Linked DNA regions of Homo sapiens: regions 1 and 3 are each linked to region 2. Evidence: chromatin contacts called from ENCODE Hi-C or POLR2A ChIA-PET data. All regions are on one chromosome and are shown on one strand. Each heading gives the region's core, a stretch centred on a gene start or an enhancer-like site at or near the end of the contact. The rest is flanking DNA. Distances are from core to core; before and after follow the strand shown. Region 1 holds the start of TEX261 (testis expressed 261). Region 2 holds the start of GMCL1 (germ cell-less 1, spermatogenesis associated). Region 3 holds the start of MPHOSPH10 (M-phase phosphoprotein 10).

Evidence for each region. A loop is a pair of places that touch in the nucleus more often than their neighbours do. ChIA-PET counts read pairs that join two places held with the same protein, here RNA polymerase II (POLR2A). Pooled maps may share reads with other maps.
Region 1: a loop to region 2 is called in a map of naive thymus-derived CD4-positive, alpha-beta T cell, with 4 times the contacts of the local background. The contact joins the promoter of TEX261 here to the promoter of GMCL1 in region 2. A Hi-C loop is called at or near these places in 1 of 168 maps with a recorded cell type or tissue (naive thymus-derived CD4-positive, alpha-beta T cell) and 5 of 50 pooled maps. POLR2A ChIA-PET finds 5 or more read pairs at or near these places in 1 of 52 experiments (naive thymus-derived CD4-positive, alpha-beta T cell).
Region 3: a loop to region 2 is called in a pooled map, with 18 times the contacts of the local background. The contact joins the promoter of MPHOSPH10 here to the promoter of GMCL1 in region 2. A Hi-C loop is called at or near these places in 7 of 50 pooled maps.

The regions. Positions count from the first base shown.
Region 1 is chr2:70,992,071-70,996,538 of GRCh38, reverse strand. It overlaps TEX261 (testis expressed 261), which reads left to right and starts at 1,666. Exons shown (of 6, transcript NM_144582.3): 1 at 1,666-1,851; 2 at 2,764-2,843. The coding sequence starts at 1,782. RefSeq lists an enhancer at 855-904 and silencers at 1,445-1,974, 2,005-2,094.
Region 2 is chr2:69,827,520-69,831,695 of GRCh38, reverse strand. It overlaps GMCL1 (germ cell-less 1, spermatogenesis associated), which reads right to left and starts at 2,036. Exons shown (of 14, transcript NM_178439.5): 1 at 1,544-2,036. The coding sequence starts at 1,803. LOC124906021 (a long non-coding RNA gene) reads left to right here and starts at 2,165. Exons shown (of 2, transcript XR_007086846.1): 1 at 2,165-3,682. RefSeq lists silencers at 1,372-1,547, 1,495-1,574, 1,955-2,184 and enhancers at 1,158-2,078, 2,595-2,684, 2,079-3,000.
Region 3 is chr2:71,129,139-71,133,519 of GRCh38, reverse strand. It overlaps MPHOSPH10 (M-phase phosphoprotein 10), which reads right to left and starts at 2,886. Exons shown (of 11, transcript NM_005791.3): 1 at 2,766-2,886; 2 at 1-622. The coding sequence starts at 2,854. MCEE (methylmalonyl-CoA epimerase) reads left to right here and starts at 3,291. Exons shown (of 3, transcript NM_032601.4): 1 at 3,291-3,340. The coding sequence starts at 3,301. RefSeq lists enhancers at 2,689-2,738, 2,839-2,888, 3,210-4,068.

The DNA.
Region 1 (4,468 bases), core at 417-2,916, 1.2 Mb before region 2:
AGCCTGCTTTGTAATCTTTTTTTTTTTTTTTTTCTTGAGACGGAGTCTCGCTCTGTCGCCCAGGCTGGAGTGCAGTGGCGCAATCTCGGCTCACTGCAACTTCTGCCTCCCGGGTTCACGCTCTTCTCCTGCCTCAGTTTCTTGAGTAGCTGGGACTACAGGCGCCCGCCACCAAGCCCGGCTAATTTTTTGTATTTTTAGTAGAGACTGGGTTTCACCGTGTTAGCCAGGATGGGCTTTGTAATCTTATGTATTTTGTTGGGGGGAGGGGGAAGCTATGCATAACATAAAATTGACCGTTTTAACCATTTTACAATTCTGTAACACTGTATACAATTCAGTGACATTAAGCACATTCACACTGTTGTGATGCCATCAGCACCATCCATCTTCCCAAACTGAAACCCTGTATCCATTAAAAAGTAACTCCCCATTCTTTGTCCCCCAGACCCTGGCAAGCACCATTTAACTTTCTGCCCATGATTTTGACTACTCTGGGTACCTCATATGAGGGGAATCATACAATGTGTGTCCTTCCCTATTTGGCTTATTTCACTTAGCATCATGCCTTCAAGGTTCATTGATGTTGTAGCATGTGTCAGAATTTCACTTCATTTTAAGGCTAGATAATATTCCATTGTATGTTTATAGCACTTTATGTCTATCTTTTCGTCAACCGATGGACATTTGGGTTGCTTCCCTCTTCTGACCATTGTGAATAATGCTATGAATATTGGTATACAAATGTCTCTGCTTTCTCAGTTCTTTTGGGTATATACCCAGAAGTAGAATTGCTAAATCATACGGTAATTGTTTTTTTTAGGAATACGTATTTTTATGCAGGAAAAATATGATTCTGAAATAAGCCTACTAGACTCTTGTTCTACATACTTTATTTTGCATGCCTGTCTCCGCCACTAGATGGGAGACTTGTTGACAAGGACTAACCGGTTCCAGGTGCCCCTCAGGAACCCTCCCAGAGGTGTAGTAAATGCATCCAGCGCCTAGCGGACGCCCTGCGTGCCCGGCAAGGGGTGAGGTGCAGGCGATACAAAGGTGCAGAATGTACCCCAAAAGAACAGCCTAGAGGGGAATTAGGCCGGAGGATGACCGATTAAAATCACCCCAACTCCTGATTGTGCCGCTTCCTAGGTGCATGACCCAGGGCAACTTCCTTTGGCCCCGGCTTCCCCGTCTATAAAATGATTTACATTATCTGCTCAAATTTCCGACAAGAACACACCTCGCCTTTATCACAGAGCGTGGCACATATTAGGAATTCAATAATTTTGTCCCTATCACCTGCGATAGCAAGAGACAGACTTGTCCGCAACCTGCCGGGAGGCAGGTTCTGGGGAGGTTGCTGGGGCGCGGTCGGGCGGCCCTGTCCGGCCCTGGACCACCTCCAGGCTGGTACGGGAGTGCACAGGGAGGGACTGGAGGCTGCACTCCGAGCCCCAGTATGGGCGCTTGGTCGTCTCCGCCCCTGGGCACCGTCCCGCCTCCCTCTGGCTGCAGCGGTCTGCATTCATTCCCCTCAGTGGAGCGGGGGATCCTGGCGGGGCAGCGGCGGTTGGCCCTCCTCTCCGGCGGGCGGCGCTAGCGCGAGCCTGGCCCCGGGCAGCGCTAGGGCCGGGCTCCTCTCGGCGGCGGCGCACCGTCGTCCTGTCGTCCGCGGGGCGGGGACGCGGCGGCGGCGGCGGCGGTGGCGGCTGTGTGTCGCCGGAGCCGAAGCGCGCAGGCCCGTCCCGGTGGCCGGGGAGCGGGCGGGTGGGGGCGCCATGTGGTTCATGTACCTGCTGAGCTGGCTGTCGCTCTTCATCCAGGTGGCCTTCATCACGCTGGCTGTCGGTGAGACTGCACGACCCCGGCCCGCGCGGGCTCCCGCCCCGGCATCGGTGCTCGTTGGGGGTCGCATCGCGGGGGTTTCGGAGCCACTCGGGGGACCACTGCCCGGCGCTCCCGGCCTTCGCCGCCCCAACCCCTTCCCGCCTGATCCTGCCCCTCCTGTCGAGCCTGGCAGCCCGGCCTGACCGTGGCTCCTTCCAGGTGTCACAGAGTCCGCTCCGGCACTGCCCGAGAAAGGGTGACTCGAGTGCCGCCCCCGCGTCTGCGGACCGCTAACCGCTGCGGCTCCCACTCTTCGCGGGCCTGCCGCGCGGAACTTTTCCCCAACGCCTACCGCCGCCTTTGCGCCTCTGGCCCTTCATGCTCCCTGCTCTCTCCACCTTTGACACTTCTCCTCTGGCTGGTTCCCATTCGGCCTCAGTTGAGATGTCATCTTTTCCGGGAAGTCCACAGGGGTTGATGGTCCAGCAGTGCCCTGTCCTTTCCCTAAAGTAGCATTTCTCACACTAAACTCGTCTGTCTCTCCCTACTGTTCCCCTTCCCTTTCCCAAGCTGGGTCAGGGAAGGACCCTTGTCTGTCTTTTTCAGCTGTATTCTCAGCCCAGGGACCTGGCTCATGCCAAGTGCCCAGCAGGTGTTTATTGAATACGTGAAATTCCGTTTTCTGAGCCAGAGGTTATCATTGTACTGTGGCATCAAATGCAGACTTTCGTTGATTTTTATGAGATTTGTCCTTAGTTGCCCTAAGAAAGTTTTACTTCTCCAGACTTGGAAGGGCAACACATGGGATGTTTGGTTTGTTCTTGACCTTCTGGGGTCCATGAAGGGTGGATGGGGACTGGGCTGCAGAGAGAGGGGTGACCAGGATGGTGGGAGTGACCCTGGCTGATAGTCTCCCTGCCTCCCACCCTGCAGCGGCTGGACTCTATTACCTGGCAGAACTGATAGAAGAATACACAGTGGCCACCAGCAGGATCATAAAATACATGATCTGGGTAAGTGGCATCTTTCTCCAGGAGTCCTCCTCACTCTTTTGCCCTGCCTCAAAAGCAGGAAGTGGGGAGAGTTTGGCATGGATGATGAGGCCTGTGTCTCTGCTGTTTCCTGAGCATACACTCTTACCTCCTTGCCCTGAACGCTGTCTTTTGGGTCTGCACTCCTGGGCCCAGATCTTCCCTGGCCGCCTTCCCCAAGTGGCATTGTTTCACTGCAGGCCTTGTGCTCTAGTCCTTAAGGTGACAGCGAAGTGTACTTCTCTGTTGACAAGACCGTAGATTTGACTTTGCTTAGCTCTCTCCCGCTGTCTTTAGCCCTTTGCTCTGCTCACAGCATTTAAAACTTAGAGGAGCCATAAGACAGTTTTGCATATATGTTCATTGCCATCTTTCTAATCGGATCAAGTGATTTGTCCTAAGATCGGCACAGCTTCGCTGCCCTCGCCCTTCCCTGGTCTCATGGGAGGCTTCTCTTACTGAAGACACAGTCCTTGCCACTGATATCAAAGCCATAGGGGTGACTGCTGGTGGACAGACTTCCTTCAGCTGCAGGAAAGGCTGGGGGTAGGGGTGCCATTGGAGAGAAAGCGTCCACAGCCCCTCAAGTCGCCTGGTGTCAGCAGCCATGTGCACTCTGGGCATGGCTGAGGTTGGGAGTTCACAGTGGAGGCAAGACTATAGCCCTCAGCTCTGGTCCAGAGGCCCAGCTTGTGGGTGTTGGCACAGTAATTAGCCCTTCATTCAGCCAACTGTCATTTGCTAAGCACTGACAACTGTAGGTACTTATCAGTAGTGTTTTTCAAACTGTAGGCATGATTCATTATTTGGCTGTATAGTAGGTCACAATCAGCATTTTTTAAAAAAAGGAACATAAATAGAATTGAAATTTGAGCTTTGAATCATATATATGTATATATGTGTTGGGGTCACAGTGTAAAATGTTTTTCTTTTTCTTTTTTTTTTTTTGAGATGGAGTTTCGCTCTTATTACCCAGGCTGGAGTGCAGTGGCACAATCTCAGCTCACCGCAACCTCTGCCTCCTGGGTTCAAGCGATTCTCCTGCCTCAGCCTCCCGAGTAGCTGGGATTATAGGCATGTGCCACCATGCCTGGCTAATTTTGTATTTTTAGTAGAGATGGGGTTTCTCCATGTTGGTCAGGCTGGTCACAAACTCCCAACCTCAGGTGATCTGCCTGCCTTGGCCTCCCAAAGTGTTGGGATTCCAGGCGTGAGCCACCTCGCCTGGCAGATGTTTTTCTTACTGTGGGTTGCTGTCAAAAAGTTTGAGAAATGGGCTGGGTGCGGTGGCTCACACCTGTAATCCCAGCACTTTGGGAGGCCATCAGAAGTTTGAGACCAGCCTGGCCAACATGGCAAAACCCTGTCTCTACTAAAGACACAAAAATTAGCTGGGCGTGGTTGTGCATGCCTGTAGTCCCAACTACTCAGGAGGCTGAGGCAAGAGAATTGCTTGAATCCAGGAGATCGCGCCACTGCACTCCAGCCTGGATGACAGAGTGAGACTCCGTCTCAAAAAAAAAAAAAAAAATGTTGCCTTTTGGGAGCAGAGAACCTAGCTGGGGAGGCCAGACCTGTGAAATGAGGAGATTGAAGCATGAACCTAG
Region 2 (4,176 bases), core at 787-3,286:
GGTCGAGGTAGAGTGAGTCATGATCCCACCACTGCATTCCAGCCTGGGCGACACAGCGAGACCCTGTCTCAAAATAGAGAAAAATTTTTCCAAAGGAAAAAAAAACTATGCTACACTGACGCTTCAAAAAGGTTACAGGGTCAGGCATGGTGGCTCACACCTGTAATCTCAGCCCTTTGGGAGGCTTAGGTGGGAGGATCGCTTCAACCCAGGCGTTTGAGACCAGCCTGGGCAATATAGTGAGACTCCTTTAGAAAAAAGCTCCAAAAATCAAACAAACAATTAAAAAAGTTACTGAATAGTATTCACAGTAGGGGTACATTTTTGTATAATAAATACAAATATTCATACAAAAAAAGGTACAAAAGGTTTTATAAACCAAACTATTAAGTTTTTAATCTATGATTCCTTTTTTACAATATATAACACTTGTATAGCAAAACCTTTTTGAATCTGCTTTTAAAGTTTAATTTTAGGCCGGGTGCGCAGTGGCTCACGCCTATAATTCCAGCACTTTGGGAGGCTGAGGCCAGCAGATCACCTGAGGTCGGGAATTTGAGACAAGCCTGGCCAACACGATGAAACCTGTCTCTACTAAAAACAGAAAACATTAGCCAGGCGTGGTGGTGCGCGCCGGTAGTCCCAGCTACTCGGGAGGCTGAGGCACAAGAATCGCTTGAACCAGGAGGTGGAGGTTGCAGTGAGTTGAGATCGCACCACTGCACTCCGGCCTGAGTGACAGAGCAAGGCTCTGTCTCAAAAAGAAAAAGAAATCATTTAAAAAATTTCATGTGTGACCCTACCAAATAACCTTTAAAAACAAAAGCAGAAAAACCAAATTGTTTGTGTAAGCATATATTCTACCTATAAACTACATTCCAGGTCACAAGTCAATATTCCATCTTTCAACTCATCCAAAAAAAAAAAAAAAAGGGGTTAAACAAGCTGCAGCAGCACCGCCCTACATACAGTACATCCACGGTCAACGACTTCATCAACTACTAGAAACTTGCACAGACTCTGTTCCTAGTTAGGAACAAATGTACACTATTGATAAACTTCACCTTTACAATTAACAAGAACTCCTGTGTGCAATTACTTACCCTCCACTGAGTGGGCGACAATAAGAGTGCCTATTTCAGAGATTACATTTAGTGTCTGTACTAAGGCAACCGGATGCAAAACAACTTACTCTGCGGCTACCCACTTGAGAGGGCAAAGGTGGACTGGGAAGGCCAGCCAGCCGGGCGTCTCTAAGGTTTAACGAGACGCGAGCTCGGGCTTGGCGTTTCTCATCCTCATCTTGGGGCTGTAACAACACCCTGGAAGCGTCTGTGGTTGAAAATGCGGAACACCTGGCGTCTCCCAAGGCGCTCCCCAGTCCGCCCCGCATCGGGCCGGCTTCCACATTCACCCTGTCAAGGGCACGTCCCCTCTCCATAGGCTGGGGAGCGCTGCACCCCGCAAGCGCACGAGGCGCCGGCTCGGCCCCAGGCCCAACAGGTGCGGGTCCGGGTCCGCGCGGGTGCGTGCCCCCACGTACCTTCGAGGGGTGTTGAGGAGCCGCTGCTGCTCGTCCCCCTCCTCCTCATCCTCGTCCGTCTCCGAGTCAGGGTGACAGTAGCAGAAGGACCCGCTGCTCCGCTTGCGCTTGTGGCTGCCCGCACAGTAACAGAATCCGTGGCCCGCCGCATCGTCTCCAGTGTCCGGCCTCCGGGCCGAGCCCCCCGCCCTGGCACCCTGCGCCTGCTGGGCAAGGGCTGGTCTTGGCTGGCGCAGCACCCGGCTGCTCAACGATCCCATGGGTCACGGCTCCCCGAGACTTCAGGGAGCCCAGAGAAGGGGGTCTCCCGCCATGGCTCGGCCGCCGCCGCCAGCCTTCCCCGAGCGCAGGTGCCTACACCGCCACCTTCTCACGCGCAGCCCCAACCGTTGCAGCGGACGCCACAGTCTCCATCCTCTTCCCCGCCCGCAGCGTCCGGTCGCGCCGCGCTCTAGCACCGCAGCACCTCGCCCCCTCGCTTTCGCAACAAAGCGCGGGACGGAGGGCGCATGCGTACGGCGAGCCTCCGGAAGGGGCGGGGCAAGGCGTGCGTGCGTGGCAGGTGGAGCCTGCGCACAATCCGGCGCGCCAGTGCAGGCTGGTGTTTTCGGGCCTGCGGTGGGCGTGGCCTCTGACTAACCCGAACTTCGGCGTAGACGTAGTGTTAAACCGTGGTTCATACGCGCCTCTGTAGTGGCAAGACCTGGGACTCCAGTCACTCATTGTTTCTACAAAGGTGCCTTGAGTCCCCGGTGCTTATGGGCCTGTGCTAAGCTAGTGGCAAAACCCCGAAGCTATTTGGTCTCCTTGCGGGAGCTCGGCGCTTGCTGGGGCCACGCTCTGCTTGCTTGGGCGTGGCCTCCTGTGAGAGGGGGCCCTAGGATGAGGCGATATGCTGGATTCCTGGGCTTCCTTAACATGAGCCCTCCCCTGCTGTAGACGTGAATGGAACCCGTTAAGTTATGGGAACGTTCCCGGCACTCCTTTCCTTTCCTCTCAAGTGCCAGTGGGATGTCCGAATAGGGTCTGGCACCATGACTGTCTGGACTCAAAAGTGCCTTCAGGAGGCCCTAGCAAAATTTACTAGTGTCTGCTTGGAGTAGTAGCAGCTCTTGTGATGGACTCCGGACAGCCAGCGTTCATTCCCTGACTCCCTTCTGTTACTTTTTAAGTAAAATAATGAAAATATTTCAAATAGAGTAATACAGATTCCTGTGGACCGACCACTAGCTTGAAATTTTATCAGACTTGCTTTCATTCTTTTTTCCTCCCAGCTTTATTGAGGTGTAATCAATGATTCATTCTTTTTTAAATAGAACAATACATATAGGCAGAAGCCCCTGCGTACCTCCTCCATCTCATTCTGTCTCCCTCCCCAGTGGCAATCACTGTGCTGAGAATGTTGTATATCATGTCCATGCATGTCCTTATATGCATACCCATAAATAATATTTTCTTTTGCATGTTTAGACATATCATGGAATGGAATCATAGTTGTACCTCTCATTGTGCACCTTTCTCCTCTCTCAAAATTATACTCTCAAGATTTATCCATTTGGTCAATCGCTAGATAATTTTCACTGCTCATTGTATGACTGACCCATATTTGTTTTTACATTCCTTAGTGAGAGAGGTTATTTCTACTTTAACGGCCTTACAGAGCAGCAATGAACATCATGTGCAATGGATTCACCAAGCAGATTCCCAAAAGTGAATTTGCTGCGAAATCTGCAACTTTGTTAGCTATTACCAAATTGCTCTCTGGGTTGATTGCATCAAGGTACCAATTTAGACTCCCATTGGCAGTATACGTAGTTTGAGGGTCCCCGTGGACTAATGTCTGATTCATGCATGAGAAATCTGAACCGAGAGAGGCTAGCCGAGGCAGCTTGGGGTGGAGGTGGGAGGCGGAGAATAATGGCTGCAGAGGGATCAGCTTGCATACACAGAATTTGCCAGCACAAAGAACGTGCAGGTGTTTCCCATGGAGCAGATGTGGACCACCATGAGACAGCTTAGGTCCTGCCCAACAGGCCTGGGAGGAAGGCAATGAACTTCAGCACTGAGAACCTCAAAGAGTCACCAAATTCCTAGAGGCTGAAAAAGGAGTACACATTTGCCTTGCCAGAGGAACCTCAGGTGAGTAGCGTGATGAGGTTGACAAAGGAACCCACAAGAATGCCCACAAGAATCAACTTTAGTCTGTCAGGGTCACATAGGGCTGATCCTCTACCACCACAGCAATGACAGTCAGGTAACAACTTTCCTGCTCCCCTTAACTCTCTTCTTTGCTACAACCCAGACATGGTAGGTTGGGGCAGGGGGAGAACATTGAAGGAAACCTAGGTGGAAAAAGAAGAGAAGCCCATGGTCTCCCTTTCCCCAGAAACCAGCTTCCTACTTGCAATAGGCCAGAGGTGAGTGAGGGAAGAAGCATCAACTGTAAATCAAGCTTGCAATTTTGACTGGATATATTACTTACTAAAATGACACTGTTTTATGACCTTAAGGGACTACACAGTAGGACTTTAAAACCTAAGAGTGAACAGAAAAGTCATGACTCTATCTGAATTTACATCTGAAGAAGGGGAAGAACTGCCCACTGAATAAATGTAAGTGGACAGTGGGAGGGA
Region 3 (4,381 bases), core at 1,637-4,136, 1.3 Mb before region 2:
AAAAAAATCAATATCTTCCTCCTCCTCATCATTATCATCTTTTCGTTCCTCTTCTTTTTCTATGTTTTCTAAATAGGCCTCCATTTCAGAGAGTTTGAAGAATTTATCATCTACTATGGACTTTTCTCTTGGTTTTCCCTGTCCTTTGTTTTGCACCTTGCTCTGCTGTTCCAATTTGCTGATATCAAAGTCAAGGTCAGAATCCTCATCACTGAAAACGGGGCTTTTCCTCAGATCAGATTTGCTTGAGTTTTCAGCTCTCTCACCCATTTCAGGATCATCATTACCCATGTCGGACACTTCCTCCTCCTCTAAATCTTCTAGGTCCTCCTTGTCATCAGCCTCTATCTCTGAACCATCCTCTTCACGTTCCTGTTCTTCACTCTCTGGGAGAAGACTGATATCTTCATCATTAATTGTTTCACTAACTGCATTCTGAAAGTATTGTAAAATTGGTTCATTTTGCAATTCCAGTTGTTGCCAAATCTGCTCATCATCAAAATTTTCTATCACAAGTTTTTGCAAGGGGCTTCCATGGATCCTACCATTCTCTAATATTTTATTAAAGTCATAAAGCACTTTTGTTAAAGAAGTGAACTTTGATGCCAATCCCTCTTGAATCCTATTGGGAGGAATTAAGTGAGATTTAGAATTACAGGTAATAATTTCACAGCACTCTTAATAAAAATAAAAAAAACCCAACTCTTTTGTAAAATAAAATTTGAATGAAGTATAAGTATAGATTCTGGCCCCCAACAACATATAAGCTGATGAGCTACACTGATATATAAAACCTGTCAACCAAGTATCTGTGAATCGGCTGTATAGATTTTAGGCAGGAAAACCATTATAAATCTATTTGCTTGGAGATATATAGTGAATTAACCTTAAATTATCAATTCTGCTACATTATATACCACTCCATTCATTTGTTCACTTATTCATTCAATGATCAACATTTGCTTTGGCTACAGTGGTCAAGGAAAACCTCTCTTAGATGTCACATCTGAGAGGAAACCTACAGATAAGGAGATAGTCTTATAAAGGTTGGGAAACATGTATTCCAGGCAGAAGAAATCCTCTAAGATGCAAATCCTCTAGAGGTGAGCTTGAGGAAACAAACAGGTGACCATGGCTAGAGTGTGAAGGAGGCAGAGGGTGAAGCTGGAGAGACTGATGGGAGCCAAATTATGCATGGTTCAGGAGTAAGAATTTGTCATTTAAAGTGTAAAGAGAAAACATTTTAAGCAGAGGGATGAAATGATGATTTACACGAAGGAAGGAGAAAGGGACGAGGGAGGAGGAGGAAAGTACAGTGATTAGAAGGTTGATGCAGCATTCCAGCGAAAGGATAATGGTGATTTAGACTGGAGTTAGAGCAGTGAATATGCTGAGTATAGTTTGGAGGTAGAACTGACAGGATTGCTAAAGAATTAGATATAGAATAGAGAAAAATGAAGACATTAAAGTAGCAGCCTAGTTTTATGTTTGAGTACCTGAAAAGACAGAAGTGCCATTTACTGAGATAGGGAAGGCTTGGGTGGTGGTGTCAGGCCTCTGAGCTGAAGCTCAGCCATTGTAACCCCTGTGACCTGCACATATATGTCCAGATGGCCTGCAGGAGCCAAGAAGTCTGGGGCAGCCGAAAAACCACAAAAGAAATAAAACAGCCAGTTCCTGCCTTAATTGATTAATCAACATTACAACATTCCTCCATTGTGACTTGTCCCTGCCCTACCTTAACTGATCAATCGACCTTGTGACATTCTTCTTCTGGACAATAAGTCTTATGATCTCCCCACCATGTACCTTGTGACCCCGTCCTCCTCTGCTAATAGATAACCACCTTTTACTGTAATTTTCCATTACCTACCCAACTCCTATAAAGCAACCCCTTCCCCATCACCATTAGTTGACTCTCTTTTCGGACTCAGCCCACTTGCACCCAAGTGAATAAACAGCCTTGTGGCTCACACAAAGCCTGTTTTAGTGGTCTCTTCACACAGACGCGCTTGACAGGTGTAGCATGGGAAAAGGACTTCAGGGGATGGCAGAGTATAGGTGGGTAGAAACAACAATTCTATTAAACAGACACAACAGCTCTATTTTGGACGCAGTGAATTTGAGATGCTTGACAGTACCAAAATTTTAAAAATCGTTAAAAGTTGTACAGTGTGGATATCCCAGTTGTGTGCTACGGAATTCAAACTAAGCTCAGTCTGTAGTTGCTGTGAGCTGGGAACTCAGGGAAAGGTTGGGGTTTGAAACATAAATGAGTAATAATTTCATAGATCACATTTTAAATTCTTCAACAAAATACATATAAAACGCTTGTGTTGGGAAGAGACATGGAAGTTCTATTTCTGAAGAAGCTTAGTCATGGGGGGTGGACAGACAAGTGACAAGTTCGTACTTTCAATAAAGTATGCTAAGCGCTAAGTGCTTTGAGAGCACATAGGAGGAAGGAGAAACCAACAGTCTGTGTGTAGAGGGATGGGGGCGTAAGAAGCCCAAGGGAAGCTTCTAGGTGTTAACAATTGAGGTTAGAGTGATTTCAGTAACACTCAACTGAGAGATCCATCTATACAAATTTTAACAGTTTTTAAAATTTTGATAGCCTAGGAAAGCATAAACTCTGAAATTTGGGGAAAAGCGATTTTACGTTTCCCCTTACCTTCCCCCAGCTCCACAATTTGCCGGAGGCCTGCAACCCGCGTCCACGTGAGACCCCGGTCGCACCCCGAGCCCGGGATCTGCGCACTTACGTGAGGAAGCACTCGGGCCGACCCGTGGCTTTGCCGACTTCCGTCAGACACCGCTCCAGGGTCCGTCGACGCCAGACCTGCGGCGCCATGGCTGTCAGCAACTCCCGACACAATGCAGCATGCAAGGGAAGGGAGCCGCCCGGAAACCGCGCGGCAAAGATGCGCCCAGCGCAACTTGGATTTCAGAGCCGAAAGTTCCGCGGCGCACAGGTTCCGGACTCGCCCTCAGCCAGAGCCAATGGCAGCGCGAGCGCTTTCGCAGGAGGGTGGGAAACAAAAATCTCCATGGTCAGCCCAAACGCCTTTCAACTCTCTCCAAACTTCGTTTTGTATTTTTCAGGGGCCCACAAAGGGTGACCCGTCCTGGCCTTACGTTTCTGTTTTAGCTAAAGTAGGCCCGTTGTAGCAGGAAAGCAGCGACCTTCGCCACGCCCCTGACCTTTCTGTCCCCGCCCCCTCTGCCTCCCGCCCCGCCCTCTGCCGCGCGTCTCTCAACCTCCGTGGCTAGTCTTGACGTGGCGGGTTGCTTTCCAAAATGGCGCGGGTGCTGAAGGCTGCAGCCGCGAATGCCGTAGGTGAATACCGGGCACCGGCGACCTTCGCCATGGGACAGGGAGCGTGGGAACGGCGGTCGGGGGCGGAGGAGGCCTCGGCGTGGCCAAAGCACCTTGATCTAATGTCCTCCCCCGGGGGCGCGTTCCACAGCAGCTGCTGTCACTTAGGCAGAGGGTGCCTTCCAGAAGCGCCACCGCTTAGTAGCGGGGATTGCCTTGTGCATGAGTCCCATTTCCATCCGAGAGCTGTGCGCCTTGGGCTCTGCACCTTCCAGTATGTGGGCGGGAGAGTCGAGGGAACTTGCCCGGCAGGTCAGGCAGGGCAGGGACAGAAGTAAATAGAAGCGGATCGGTAAGTTATTTTACCGCGCACCAATAAAGAGACTGGGGAGAAACCAGAAAGGAGAGCACGTTCCGTAAAAACAACAACTACTAGTCGGCCGAACTCCAAGCGTGACCAGCTTTCTGTTGGGAACACTCAAAGGTCAGTGGTGTAAAGAATACAAAAGGAGTGGTTTTTCCACGTGCACTAATATATTTATCGCGTACACAGATAAAAGCATGTGGATTTGGAAACTTTCTTGAGTTCTCTCCCCCTTCATTTTTTTTAAAATATGTACATAGAATCAGTTATGACAGAAATAACTGTAATAATTGTCACGTTTTCTGACTCACTTTCTCCTCTTTTTATCCTTTTTTTTTTTCTCTTCCTCCTTTTATGAGAGGGCAAGTATTTCCCTTAATCTGAGATTCCCTATTAGGAAGAAGGTGCCAAGTGGTAATGCCCCAGAGTTACTCCGGGACATTCGTGATAAATCCTTCTAGCACCAGAGCCCACATTCTTAACCGTAAGGCATACCTTCCTCTTAGGTGATACACAAGATAGGAACGTAAAACTATAAATAAATGAATATTTGGGAAAAGGCATTTTTATGTCTATTTTTAGAACTGCACACTTTAATGATTGACAGTTTGGGAAAAAGTATGACTTCCAACAGGTCATATACATACTGCAAGAACTCAATACAGATAAAGGTGCATGTTTGTTTTGTACTTACATAC